Linked DNA regions of Homo sapiens: all the other regions are linked to region 3. Evidence: chromatin contacts called from ENCODE Hi-C or POLR2A ChIA-PET data. All regions are on one chromosome and are shown on one strand. The core of a region is the stretch at or near the end of the contact, and the rest is flanking DNA. Distances in the headings are between cores, read along the strand shown. Region 1 holds the start of HIF1AN (hypoxia inducible factor 1 subunit alpha inhibitor). Region 2 holds the start of ZNF518A (zinc finger protein 518A). Region 3 holds the start of R3HCC1L (R3H domain and coiled-coil containing 1 like).

Region 1 (4,985 bases), core at 678-3,177, 2.4 Mb after region 3:
TCAAACAATCCTCCTACCTCAGCCTCCCTAGTAGCTGGGACTACAGGCATGCATCAACGCACCGAGCTAATTTTTAAAATTTTTTGTAGAGATGAGGTCTTGCTATGTTGCCCAGGCTGATCTGGAACACCCAGGCTCAAGTAATCCTCCTGCCTCAGCCTTGAAAAGTCCTGGGATTACAGGCATGTGCCACCATGCCTGGCCTAATTTATTTTTAATTCCCAAGGTTATGAATTAATACATTCTTGTAAAAATTCAAACATTCAGCCTGAGCAACATGGCAAAACCCTTTCTCTACAGAAGGAAAAAAAATTAGTCCGGCATGGTGGTGTGTGCCTTTAGTCCCAGCTACTTGGGAGGCTATGGTAGGAGGATTGCTTGAGCTGGGGAGGTGGAGGTTGCAGTGAACCAAGATTGCATCACTGCACTCCAGCCTGGGTGACAGAGTGAGACCCTAGCTCAAAAAAAAAAAAAAAATTCAAACACTGCAGATAAAATGAAAGCCTTGATTGCCCCCTGCAGCCTCAAACACTTCCACAGAGGTAGCCCTATTATCGGTTTGGTGTAGCATGGTTACTATGTAGCATAATTACATAGTTAAGCCAGTGCATTCATTTCTATTACTGCATAACAAATTACTGTAAATTTAGCAGCCCAAAACACCAATTTATTTTCTCACATATTCCATGAGTCCAGGTACTGGTTGGCTGAGTCCTCAGCTCAGGGTCTTATCAGGCTGAAATCAAGGTGTTGGCTGGGTTAGCGATCTCATCTGAGGCTCCGTGTGTGTCCTTTCCCAAGTTCAGTGGTTGTTGCCAGAATTCAGTTACTTGCATTTGTAGGATTAAGGTGCCCACTTTCTTGTTGGCTGTCACCCAGGAGCCTTTCTCAGCTCCTAGAGTCCACCTGCCATTTCCTGCCATATGGCAGTTTGCTCCTTCAAGGTGAACAGGACAGCTGTGCTGTGGCTTCAAATCTCTTAGATTCTGTCTCTGACCTCTAGCCCTGATTTAAAGGGCTAGAGTGATAAGATGAAGCCCACCAGGATAAATCACCTCTTTTTGACTGCCTTAAAGTTAATTGATTAGGGACTTTAATTACATCCTTGTCATATAAGCTAACCTAATTACAGGAGTGATGCTCTATCATATTCACAGTCGTGTTTTCTTTTAAGGGGAGAAATGTATACAGGATGTGTACACCGTAGGGTACAAATCTTGGGATACATCTTAGAATTGGGCCTCTCACAGCCAGCCATAAGAACTGTCCAAGTAAGCAATAGAGGTATTAATATGGCCTTTTATAATCAGTATAGATTGTTTGAAAATGTGAGATGTCCATGGTTGGCCTCTAATAACATTCGATTCACGGCAAACATATATTCAAGTAGGAGACATGGTGATATAGGCAGAAAAATCAAATGATGCTAAACAAAAGAAAACTGTCTTTGATTTTGAAAGAATTCAACTTGCTGTATATCTTTTGCCTAAGCCTTCAGTCAGCCTTTGCTCTACATCTACCAATGTGATCACTGCTTTTCCTTCTGACTTCTTTAGGTGGGTCAAGAGTTTGCTTTTCTCCCCATTCATGAGTGTAAAGTTTAATGCCTAACTGAACTTGCTTCCTTCTTTGACTCTTGTGTAGACTCGGGCACATGGGGCAACTTTTTTTGTGTTTTGCTCTACCAGGTCGTCCCTATTCCGTGGGACTAGTGTCTAGCCCCATTTCTTCAGCAGTGGAGCCTAGGATGTAGAGCTGCATACTACCATTAGGAGGCGCACCCTCAGGCCTCGGCTCCGCGTTCTTTATGTCTCTGGACCGCTCTCTCTCGCAGCTCATCTCTATGGTTTCCGTTGGGTGTGTGGTTTTTTTGTTTTTTTTTTTTTGGGGTCCGGAATAGGCGGAGCTTCCGGTTCCGGTGGGGGCCGTCCCTGGCGGCGGAGATGGCGGCGACAGCGGCGGAGGCTGTGGCCTCTGGCTCTGGAGAGCCCCGGGAGGAGGCTGGAGCCCTCGGCCCCGCCTGGGATGAATCCCAGTTGCGCAGTTATAGCTTCCCGACTAGGCCCATTCCGCGTCTGAGTCAGAGCGACCCCCGGGCAGAGGAGCTTATTGAGAATGAGGTGGGGGGCGGGGCCGCGTCTAAAGGGAGAGGAGGAAGGTACCCGGTTGAGAGGTCAGAGGTGAATGGTGAAAGAGATGGGAGACTGGCAGGGCTCTAGACTAGGGCCTATGGGAAGATGGAGAGAAAGGCGAGGAGATACGGAACTTAGGGGTTCGTGCTGATTAACAGGAGAAATTATTCTGAAGTTGAGAAGTAGTTGGGATCATGGAGGCCAACCCACCGGCTCCTTGGCATTACTTCATTTGGTGTTTTTCACCTGTTGTTTTCATTTAGGAGCCTGTGGTGCTGACCGACACAAATCTTGTGTATCCTGCCCTGAAATGGGACCTTGAATACCTGCAAGAGAATATTGGCAATGGAGACTTCTCTGTGTACAGTGCCAGCACCCACAAGTTCTTGTACTATGATGAGAAGAAGATGGCCAATTTCCAGAACTTTAAGCCGAGGTCCAACAGGGAAGAAATGAAATTTCATGAGTTCGTTGAGAAACTGCAGGATATACAGCAGCGAGGAGGGGAAGAGAGGTAAATTCCGAAAGCTTAATTTTCTGTTGGATTTAGGACACTCATTTTTCTTTCCTATACTTGTTTGAAGGTGTGGCAGAATTGGGTCAATTAGAGATTGGCCTCTCCCATCTCTGGATTCCAGTTGAAGGAGTAGTCTGGTCTTCCAGCCTTTAAGGGGTTTGAGTTCTTAGTGGTTCTTGGTGCTACAGCCAGCTAGTTCTGTAGCTTGAGGGATGAGGGAATGATTAAACTTGAGCTATGAATCTCTGGGTTCCCATCTTCTTCCTCATAAAGAGTTAGTTGCCTAGAAGGGTCAGGCAGGTGAATGGAAGGAGTAATATCGTCTGTGTGAAATCAGTGATGAGGCTGAAGGCATAAGCCTTGTTCAAAGTGAGAAGCCAAGGCCGGCGGGGGTGGCTCATGCCTGTAATCCCAGCACTTTGGGAGGCCGAGGTGGGAGGATTGCTTGAGTCCAGGAGTTCAAGACCAGCCTGGGAAACGTGGTGAGAGCTAGTCTCTGCAAAATTAAAAACTAAAACAAAAAACCATGGTGAGAGGTCATTACTTGACTCTGCTTGCTTCAGTTTTGGAGTGCAGTTCTAGGGTTGGGAGATATTCCGATTTTCAAGAGAAGTTCAAAATCAGGATTTTTATTTAAAATCTTTTGACTTTAAATGGAGCAACTAAATCAGATTTAAAGAAAAAAAGTTGCAGGGGGCCAAACAAAAATGTTTGTCACTGGATTTAGCTCTGAAAATGCCTGTTTGTAGCCATTGTCCTTAAGTATTGTGATGACTGAGGATAGTTCAACCTGAAAAGTTGTATAGTTTGTTGTGATTCTGCAGTAAAGAAGGTTAGGATTCTCTAGCTTAGGGAAGATCAGATTAAATTTGTTTTTCCTATCACAACAGCAACACAAGACACACAAGACAGTGATTCTTCCTCTCTGCTTTTATTCCTGCTTATGAGGACAGCCTCTTATGTAGGTCCGAGACAGTATTCAGTCCCACACTATAACACTGCCTCTGGGGAATTGCTTTCGCTCAGTACTTCACGGTGAATTACCCTCTCGCATTTGGTGTCCAACCCTGGGTTTCTCTCTAGTCTCTTGCTTCACTCACTCCTGTTCCTGACTCCTTATCAGCAGTCTGTGGCTAAGTGAATGGATTTGAAATATCTTTTTTTCTTCTTCTTAACACTTAGCAGTTGTCATAATGATGGGATTTTTGACCAGAAGAGTTTCCAAGATATGAACTGTGGTCGATCTGTCCATGATGTCTTAATATATTGGTTCAGTTATCTCATGCATTAATTTTCTAAAATTTAACACAGTGTGTGTGTGCACACTTCCATATACACACACCCAACATTGAGAGAAAGATTGATTTAAATGATGCTGTTGGAGTGTGTAATTCCATTGAATGAACATATACCCAAGAATAAGCATAAGATATGTGAATCTTGTGGTTCTTCAGTCGCTTGAAGTTTCTTGTGTCCCATAGTGAGAGCATTTTGCATAAGAATGAGTGTAATCTGTACTTTATGGGTGATTAAAGAGTTTTCAAGGAAAATCTTTAATTGTTTGGAAGTTTTACCCTATCAGCTGACTTTAGCACCGAGCAGCTTCACCAGTCAGCTTCACTTCAACCTGATTGGACAGGTTGTGGCGACTATGGGGTGAAATGTATTAGGATCCTCTGAGCTATTTTGAGCATTAACCATTCTGGTGTAATCATAATATTGTTTAGATTCATATATGGGCAGTATCACTGACTCTTTCAAAGTTACTTGCATATTTTTTGGGTGAATATATAATTATTATCTTTGGGGAGCGTTGCATTGAGTCTTGAGGATTTCATGTTCCTACAAAGGTAGTGTTTCCAACTCATCAAGATTTCCTATTAAGGCTGGGCATGGTAGCTCACACCTGTAATCTCAGCACTTCGGGAGGCAGATCACCTGAGGTCAGGAGTTCGAGACCAGCGTGGCTAACGTGGTGAAACCCCGTCTCTACTAAAAATACAAAAATTAGCTGGGCATGGTGGCACGTGCCTGTAGTCTCAGCTACTTGGGAGACTGAGGCAGGAGAATTGCTTGAACTCAGGAGGCAGAGGTTGCAGTGAGCCAAGATTGCGCCACTGCACTCCAGCCTGGGTGACAGTGAGACTCCGTCTCAAAAAAAAAAAAAAAAAAGATTTCTGATTAACATTGCCTTAAACATTGTGATTCTAGGCAGTGAGATGAGATGCCTTTGAACCTTTCTTTTTTTTTTTTTTTTTTGAGACAGGGTCTTGCTCTGTCACCCAGGCTGGAGTGCAGTGGCATGATCTCAGCTTACTGCAACCTTCACCTCCCAG
Region 2 (4,960 bases), core at 870-3,369, 2.0 Mb before region 3:
CAACTATTTAAAGCATTAATCTAGATGTCCTATCCCCATAACTATCCTTCTCAAGTAAAAAAGTATTCCAGAATCCTTTCCTAAGCTATGATTTAGCCTTCTCCCCTTTGTATCTTTTTCTCCCTTTTAATCATCTTCCCTTCCTTCTTGATTCACTCTCCTCTCTCCTCTCCTCCCTCACCACCCCACTTCCACTTTTTTTTTTCTTGCTAACCAATATGTTCAAAACCTGAAAGGAGATCAAGAGAAACCTTTCAGGTTTTGAACATAGAGGTTAGCAAGAAAAAAAAGGTGATATGAATGGTGGAAGAGGTGATATGAATGGTGGAAGAGAAAGGGGAAGAGATAAGGTAAGTCTGACTAATATTTTAATTTATTTTAACTTTCTCCAATTCTTCTATAACATAAATGCAGGTTTGCAAGGTTTTGTAGGTGAATGTATATGTAGAAGTAAAAATAAAGTTATAATGTGAATACTGTGGGGGGGGATGCAATATCTTAATCGAAAAAACAAAAACTACATCAAAACACAGAACAAAAAACTCTGTCCATTTTTCCAAACTAACATCGTTTTTTGTTATTAAAAGAAAAATCTCGTTCTCTCTCTTTCTGCTGTGATGTGTGTGCATGTCTGGCTTGCACAGAAATGAGGACCTGAAGAGAGATGGGTGATGTACGATGCGGAATAAAATCCACTTTGTAAACATGTTCTTCATTCCATAATGGCATCCCCTTTGGTATTTACAGAAGATTTCTCCTTGTGTGTTTTACACAAGCATAAATATGACTAATGTGAATTTCCGCTCATTCGCCTTTTCTAGGTGGAATTGTGTAGCCCAGTAAACACAATAATAAAGAAGGCTTCCTAAAGACAAAGTGAGGATTTCTCAGTGTGCTTTTTATTAAAGGATGGAGAAAATCTTGCATTTGGCTACAGGCTGACATTTTCAAAAGCCTGCCCTAAGACAATGAAAAATATGTATCATACACATATTTTAAAAAATTTTTAAAAATTATAAATGTCATACATGCTACTTAAGAAAACACGGAACATTAAAAAATGAAAAATCTGATCATAGTTTCACTTTCAATTTATTGGTATATCCTTCTGCGCCAAGGTTTTTTGTTGTTGCTTAAACGTTTGCCGCCACTTATTCCCTCCCCACATTTTAAAAGGAAGATAATTTATGTAGAATTATGTAGAAAGTGAGGTATCAATTAGTAGGTTGGATTTATAAAGAACAGAAGAGGAGCCACACTGGCCTTTGGGGTAAAGCCAACCATATTAACTGTCCAGCCCTGTTGTCAGGTAGAGGAAGTATTCGTTTGAGGGAGATGTGAGCCTCCCTCATTGTGAAGATAGTTTTTGATCAATTATTCAATATATACAGGTTTGGAGTTCAGTATGTCTTCTAGAACTACTGGCGGCAGCTTCTTTCGTTGACGTGGGCTACAATGGTTGCTAAAACCTGCGTGCCAGAAGCCAGAGGTGGGGAGGCGCCATTTGCTAAACCGGAACTGGTTAAAATCTCAGGGTGGAGACCATTCCCAGTCAGCAAGGGCTTGGGAAGTGCATACAGTTCCTGCTCCTGGTGTCTACTCTGAAGAGCACAGAGTAGACGTTTGTCTGCCATTTCACCGGCAGTAAGATCAGCAGCTGCTGGTGAGCAAAGAGGTAGTAGTGGGTCACTGGACTGGTGGGCGCCGGGGCCGCGCGCTAGATGGAGAGGTCAGCGGCGAACCCAGCTCCATGGCCTAGTCTCGTCAGACCGAGCGCGGACCCTGCCGGCCTCCGTTCTCTTCCGCTTGTCTCAGGTAAAGCGCAGATCCCTCCGCCGCAGCGTGCGCTCCCGGTAGCGCTGCGATCAGCTTTTCGGCAATACCCGGATGGAAGTGTAATGGCCGCCATCAGGGACTCGCAGGCAATGGGTACTACGACAGGTATTCCCCGTCAGCGGGACTGCCCAGACCTTTTAGGATGTCAGAACTTCTAGAGGGCCACCCAGCAGGCAAACGGCGAGTTTGTGGACCGTCAGGGTCCCCCAAACAGGTCCAGGGATCCGCCTCTTGTGAGAGGAAGCGCGAGTTAAATAGTCCCGGCCATTCAGCGCTTCCGCTTAACTTGCCGCAAAGTTTTTCTGGAGAAGTCGGGGTTTTTTTGCCGAGCGCTTTTGCCGACTGCTAGAGCTTACCCTTACTTTCTTAACCTGGGGTTGTTTTACTTCCGGGCTTTTTGAACTCTACACTCTCCTACATTCTAGGAGCTGGGTGGGAGTAGGAGACGGTGTGCCTCCGCGCTCCCCGCGGGGCAGCCGAACCCCGGAGGAAGGGGCGGATCGGGCGCGGTGTTTGGGGCGAAGCTGGGCGCGCGGCGCTCGAAGCACTCACTCGGCGGGTTTCGTGGTTGGTGGAGACAGCAAGGGCGCCCCGCAGACCGCACCCCTCGAGCTATAGGTTCGCAGGCCCGACTCGACGGCGTCCCTATTGCTGGCCCAGCGTATGGTCATTGGGGGCCATTTCTTGCAGAGATGCCCTGCTCCCTGACGCGCTCGCTCTTCTCCAGAGTTGGCCAAAGGTGCTCTTCCCCGCAGACCCTAACCACACCCAGTGGCAGTTGGATTTCTTTGTAACTGGCTTTCTCACATGTAGGGTTCATTTTGACTCTATTCGTTACATGGTGTCCTCTTTGTCAAGTAGACAGTCTCTTCCTAGGTGGCTGTGGTAATTGAAAAGTACATAGAGCGAAATGTATATAAGGAAAAATGTTTTAACTCTTAAGTGGACCGATCAAACAGATGTAGCTTTAAAGTTCAGAATACAACAGTTAAGACTCAGTTTTCTTTTTAGGTTTAAATTTGAGAGCAAGTAGTGTATGTGAGCTGTTTTAGTGCAAACATTGTTGAGTATGTTGTCAAACGTCTAAAAAACCCTAGAAAAATAAAATAAGTCAATGTTCAAGGAATTCATAAGAATGTTGGAATTTGTACAGTTGTCGCAGTGATAAAACATGAAGACACCAAACTGTCAGGATAGGAATTCTATTAACTTGAAAGTGTGCATGTTAGATCTAGTTACTGGTAATTGTTGAATTGCTTTTTCTGCAGCAAGGGGTCTGATTTGAGTGTACTCTAAGGTTGATATCCTCAGGTTTAATTTAAAACATTTAAATTGATTCAGTGAAATTTCCTAACATTTTTTGAGTTTAACTGCAAATTTATAGAAATGCATTCACTATCTTTCAGCAAAATTGTCTTTTCTGAAATTTATAAAGAGACATTGCGTTCTGTTAACACTTTGAGGGTGTTGGGATTTCCTGGGGAAGGTAAGCATAGTAAACGATGTTGATTTTTGCCATAGAAACTGTAAATTAGATCATCCCTAGATACAGAAAATTGCCAACAAAAGGGGAGAATAAAATGTAGGTATGTTACACAACCAAATGTTTCCTGTTTGTTGCGTGAAAATAAGTATAATTACCAAATAAAACGTTTTATATCTGGTTTTATGGAAGGACAAAAGACAGTAACCACAATGAACACCCACTGTGTGCATTGATAATGTATGAACTTTTAAATGCTTCAATTTTTTGCCATGGTCACACTTCGGATTCTGTTCTAGTCTCTCTGGTAATAGTATGCTGTAATCCCAGAAGTTTCTATATTTTGAAATATTACAGAGGGACTATACTTTAGCCTAGATCTATAATTTGACTTCAGGATATGCTTTAAATGCCCTTTAAGTGTATTTTTGTTGTTTACTTTTCTGTTTATAGTTGTTTAGAATTGTTCTCATTGAGGCATTGTGACATTGCATACTTTAGAGCACTTAATACTACTTTTTTTTTTTTTCTTTAAATGATAGGAGACTTGAATCTTGCCCACATTCCTTCAGGTATGCTACTGAAGGTTTTGTGGCAAAGTGCTATTAGCAGAACAAAAAGGTTTTAACACCGTCTTGAAATTTTTATTTATTATCTGGTCCCAGGTGTGTAGGCTGTGAGTATTTCAGTTCTATATGGGGTATTGGCTTCTCATGGTGAGCAGTTTTCATGGCATATTAGATACCAGAAATGAGTATTAAGGGTTAGTATTGTGGTGGTAGGATAACTGAATTGGAACCGGATCCAGATATTATTTCTAGTTTTGTGACTTTGGGCAAGGCTCATTTTCTTTTTCTTGTAATAAATGAAGATACTGAGTTAGATTGATTCTAAGCTTTAGGTTGTGACTTTTGCAAATTTGTGACATGTTATCACTGGTCATCAATGATGTATGCTTAAGTGTATAGAAGTTTTTTCTTAGTTTTTTTTTTTTTTTTTTACATTTCTTTATACACCTAAGTTGAATGTGAAGTGTAATTGAACAGTTTTTGTCGTCAAAAGTTTTAAAATCTTGGTCTTCATTTCCAGATATCATCTCTTCTTTTGATCACTGTTCCTGATTGTGACATTGTGCAAGTGTTAAATTGTGTGCCTTTTGTTCCTGAAGAAAGAGGTATGGTAAAGATTGAAATACTGGAGTATATAGTCTATTAAGTAGTAAGTTGGTATGTTTTAATATTGGACTAAATAAAGTAAAATATAGGTTAAGTATCCCAAATCCAAAAATCCAGAATGCAAAATTTTTTGAGTGCTGACATGATGGTCAAAGGAAATGCTCTTTGGAACATTTTGGATTTTGAATTTTTGGATTTGAGATGCTCAACTGGTATAATGCAAATACTCTAAAATCCTAAAAAAGAAAAAGAAAAAAAGAATGAAACCCTTCTGTTCCCAAGCATTTCAAATAAGAGACACTCAACCTGTAGTTTTACATATACATGAGTTTTCATAAGTTATATAAGTTATAGTTTTATTTTATTTTTTGGCTAAAATAAAATACTTAAACATGAGTTTTCATTTTAATCTAAGCAAAAAAAGTAATTTTTGGTTTCATAGTTTATTACTTAACATTTTATTAGA
Region 3 (4,395 bases), core at 731-3,230:
CTACCCTACAGTAAGATTTCCTATAAATCTTCTTTCACTGAACCTCCCAACCACAATACTGGATTCTGATTGCCTGGTGAGTTTTTCCTGCCCACTGCACAGACAAAACCAATTCACTGAGACCATGGCAGAGCAGTAAAGAATTTAATTGATGACAGAGTTATCTTAAATCAAACTCCCTGAAGGTTCAGAGGTTAGGGTTTTTATGGACATTTTGGTGGGCAGGGGGCTAGGGAATGGGTGCTGCTGATGGGTTGGGAATGAAATCATAGGGGTGTGGAAAACAGTCCTCATGCTCTGAGTCCACCTCTGGGTGGGGCCACAGGAGCAGCTGAGTCATGAGTTAGGAGTCCTGAAGAAGGAACAGATTCAAGGAGTACTTGGGAGATAGTGAGAGAAGAAAGAGACCCTCTCATATTGTTTTATATTGTTTTATACTCAGTACCTGTTTTAAGAAAAAAAACAAGGAAGTGAAACCAAAGGCAGGCAGCCCAGCACCAGGCACCAGACCCAAAACCAGACCTGAAACCAGGCCTGGGCCTGCCTGGCCTAAACCTAGTAGTTAAAAATCAACTCATGACTTAGCATAGATTCCAGGCATTGTATGGAAGAACATTGTACTCTGTTCTGTTTCACTCTGACTACCACTGCATGAAGCCCCTGTCACATACACCCCAGATTGCTCAATCAATCACGACCCTTTCATGTGAAATCTTTAGTGTGGTGAGCCCTTAAAAGGGACAGAAATTGTGCACTCGGGGAGCTTGGATTTTAGGACAGTAGCTTGCCGATGCTCCCAGCTGAATAAAGCCCTTCGTTCTACAACTTGGTGTCTGAGAGGTTTTGTCTGCGGCTCGTCCTGCTACAATAGAATCTCCAAGATTTGGTGACCATTTGAATATTGGAGGAAGAGGAAGTGAGAAAGGAGGAATCAGGTTAAAGAGTGAATATTAATGAGTAGGGAGGAGGGGTAGTAGTTTACTTTTCTTTTTTTGGGGGACGGAGTCTCCCTGTGTTGCCCAGGCTGGAGTGCAGTGGTGCAATTTTGGCTTACTGCAACCTCCGCCTCCCGGGTTCAAGCGATTCTCCTTCAAGCAATTCTCCTGCCTCGGCCTCCTGGGTAGCTGGGATTACAGGTGCCCACCACCACGCACAGCTAATTTCTGTACTTTTAGTAGAGACAGGGTTTCACCATGTTGGTCAGGCTGGTCTCGAACTCCTGACCGCAGGTGATCCACCTGCCTTGGCCTCCCAAAGTGCTGGGATTACAGGCATGAGCCACTGTTCCTGGCCCCAGTAGTTCACTTTTCAAGGACACTGGAGATGCCTGTGGGCATGGATGAGGAGAGGTCTTGTCTAGGAAGTTGGGAATACAAACAATGAGCTCAGGTGAGAAGGGACTGGAGTGTCCCCTCTCCCACCCCAATTTTAAGAACTCTGGAAAACACCAATATTTTAGAGGTAAGTTAGAGGAAACAAAGTAGAATGAATTCAGAGAAGGAAAACCTGGATAGTGTCATAGAAAATAAGTGATAATGCCCAATAGCGTCAAATGACTAAAGCTTGAGTTAGATGAGTCCGGAAATACCTCCAATGAGTTTGGCAACAAGGACACTTATGACAACAAGGCATTTTCCATGGGGGCGGAAGCTGCGATGAGGAGTGAACACAGATGAGCAAGTAGAGACAGTGTAGATTATCTTTTTCAAAAAACTTGGCTGTGAACGGAGGAAGTGAGATGGTATAATTGAGTGGAATGTAAGGAGATTTGCGCACGTATATAGCCGAGAGGAATGAGGAAGGGTTGAAGGGACAGGAGCAGAAATGCTCTCCGGCACTCGCCATTTTGCCAGCTTCTCCCCTACGTGACCTGAACTCAGTGGGCGCGGCCGGGCCTCGCGGAAACTACAACCCCCAGAAGGCCCCACGGCGTTGGGGGCGGAGCCGAGGCCTGACGCGCGCCCCAGCGGCGCGAGCGGAAGAGATAGAGCTTCGCGGAGACGGCGGAAGCGGAGAGCAACAGCGCGCCGGTAACAACCAGCCCCGTATCCCCTCCCTCTGTACCTCAAGCTAGGATTTTTAATCCCCACTTCTCCCTTCACAGCCCGGGACAAGACTTCCATTCCGTCGTTTGTTGCTGGTATTTTTTTTCCTCATGTGACGCGAGGGGCCGCCCCCTGCCTGGGGCGGAGGTTACTGGGAAGCTCCCGCCTTCTGACCCCTGCGGGCCCGCGGTTGAGAGGGACCCTCCCGGGGCTCTTTTGCACTCACTGGGGCTCGTGCTCGCTTTGGGCGCTCGCCCCAAATGATCCTGGCGGAAAGGACGTGCTTTTTCTGGGTTTCAACAGGTATTGAGCGGGGTCCCTGGTTACCCCCTCGGGGCTGCGGGGCCGTGGGCCCCCAGGGCTGCCGGCGGTTTCCGGGCTTCGCTTCGAGCCTCGCCTTTGAGCCTCCTCCGCTGCCCGGGAGCCCCGGGCTACGGGCTGGGAGTGAGCAATCTATAAAGGAGCATGTACTTCCTGCTTTTTCTTGGCAGGCCTGCGAAAAACCCCAAGTCCGATCTTTAAAGTTTGTGAGTGCAGCCCCCTCTCAGTTGTGTACGGGAAGGAGCACAGGATTTGGAGTCTGATATCCTGGGGGAAGTCTCAGTCCGCCACTTGGCTGGACCTGTGATCTTTTGTACAGTAGTCTGTTTAGCGCAGCCTCGGTTTCGTTGTCTGAAAAGTGGGGTTAATGTTCTTTGCCCTGCGGCCTTCCAGGGTTGTGGGCTTCAGCAGAAGTGATATTCCTGCGAAAGCTTTGAACTCTAAAGTATGTTTCGGGTATAACCTTGCCATCCCCCAGTCTCCAGTCTAGGTCAGTTGAGTTTTAAAACCAGGTTCATGTCTATACGAAGATCAAATTAGTTAATAAATAGGGGGAAAGTGTCTTTGGAAACGAATCTGAACCATACAGATGTTTTTATGCCAGGTTCCTAGTGAAGAGGTGACCTTAGGGCGTTACCACCTGTGGAGTCAATTTAAAACTTCATCTGGATTTTAAGGCCCACCAGAATTTAGACTCTTCTTCCTCAGCACACACAACTATCTCTTGCTGTTATAACCTTCCTTCAGTATCACACAGGTACAAGCATAAAGCAGTAAACGTTCCTCAGATATGGTTGTACTACAACTAATACCTGTCCCCAGCAGGTCTTGTGTCTTGTGTCACAGTTGAAATTCAGAATATAAATAGCCAAATATCCCATCTGTTTAATTTTTTTTGACATTAAGCTTTGAGACTAAGCAAGTTGCTTATTGTCTTATTTTTCCCCTTACAGAGAATGCTAATTCTGCAATCAGTTTTTTTTTTTTTTTTGGGTAGAATCAGGATTTCACTATGTCGCCCAGATTGGTCTAACTCCTGGGCTCAAATGATCCTCCCGCCTCGACCTCCCAAAGTGTTGGTATTACAGGCGTTTGACACTGTGCCCACTGTGCCCGACCTCTGCGATTAATTTTTAAAGGGGTAAGAAAGTGTAGTTAGGTATTTTTAGTCTGTGTTTATTCTGAATTTATTGATTGAAGAATACTTGAAAATGGTCCAAAAAACAAGAGAGGATGACAGTAAGTTGCATTAGCTTAGTGTACAAATTCGAGCAAATTTGAGTTCAAGTCCTGGTGCTGTGTCTTACTACAGGTTGGAGTATCCTTATCTGAAATGCTTGGTACCAGAGTGTTTCAAATTTCAGATTTTGGTATATTTGCATATACATAGTTAGATATCTTTGGGATGGGACCCCAATCTAAACATGAAATTGATTTAGGTTTCATATATACCTTATATACATAGCCTAAAGGTAATTTTATATAGTATTTTTAATAATTTAATAATTTGTGTCCAGACGCGGTGCCTCACGCCTGTAATCCTAGCGCTTTGGGAGGCTGAGGCAGGCAGATTGCCTGAGCTCAGGAGTTCAAGACCAGCCTGGGCAACATAATGAAACCCCATCTCTATTAAAAGTACAAAAAATTAACCAGGTGTAGTGGTGCACGCCTGTAGTCCCAGCTACTCGGGAGGCTGAGGCGCGAGAATCGCTTGAGTCCTGGAGGTGGAAGTTGCAGTGAGCAGAGATTGGGCCACTGCACTCTAGCCTGGCCGATAGATTGAGACTCTGTTGGGCATAACACTAAGTTTGGATTGAATTTTTACTAAGACCTGTCACATAAGGTCGGGTGTGGAATTTTCCACTGGTGGTGTCAAAAGTTTTTGGGGCTGGGCGCGGTGGCGCACGTCTGTAATCCTGGCACTTTGGGAGGCCGACGTGGGCAGATCACGAGGTCAGGAGGTCGAGACCATCCTGGCCAACATGGTGAAACCCCATCTCTACTAAAATACAAAAAAAATTAGCTGGGC

The links. Hi-C counts contacts between places; a loop is a spot of excess contacts on that map. ChIA-PET counts read pairs that join two places held with the same protein, here RNA polymerase II (POLR2A). Pooled maps may share reads with other maps.
Region 1: a map of CD8-positive, alpha-beta T cell shows a loop between it and region 3 (11-fold over the local background). The contact joins the promoter of HIF1AN here to the promoter of R3HCC1L in region 3. A Hi-C loop is called at or near these places in 2 of 168 maps with a recorded cell type or tissue (CD8-positive, alpha-beta T cell and naive thymus-derived CD4-positive, alpha-beta T cell) and 10 of 50 pooled maps.
Region 2: a map of naive thymus-derived CD4-positive, alpha-beta T cell shows a loop between it and region 3 (7-fold over the local background). The contact joins the promoter of ZNF518A here to the promoter of R3HCC1L in region 3. A Hi-C loop is called at or near these places in 1 of 168 maps with a recorded cell type or tissue (naive thymus-derived CD4-positive, alpha-beta T cell) and 8 of 50 pooled maps. POLR2A ChIA-PET finds 5 or more read pairs at or near these places in 1 of 52 experiments (CD4-positive, alpha-beta T cell).

The regions. Positions count from the first base shown.
Region 1 is chr10:100,534,016-100,539,000 of GRCh38, forward strand. HIF1AN (hypoxia inducible factor 1 subunit alpha inhibitor) reads left to right here and starts at 1,928. Exons shown (of 8, transcript NM_017902.3): 1 at 1,928-2,120; 2 at 2,396-2,646. The coding sequence starts at 1,944. RefSeq lists enhancers at 1,688-1,777, 1,848-1,907.
Region 2 is chr10:96,128,178-96,133,137 of GRCh38, forward strand. It overlaps ZNF518A (zinc finger protein 518A), which reads left to right and starts at 2,120. Exons shown (of 6, transcript NM_001330736.2): 1 at 2,120-2,575; 2 at 4,409-4,493. It overlaps LOC124902486 (a long non-coding RNA gene), which reads right to left. Exons shown (of 2, transcript XR_007062254.1): 2 at 878-4,960. RefSeq lists enhancers at 1,076-1,980, 1,533-2,172, 1,981-2,884.
Region 3 is chr10:98,132,677-98,137,071 of GRCh38, forward strand. R3HCC1L (R3H domain and coiled-coil containing 1 like) reads left to right here and starts at 1,981. Exons shown (of 10, transcript NM_001351015.2): 1 at 1,981-2,030. RefSeq lists enhancers at 2,408-3,197, 2,540-2,679.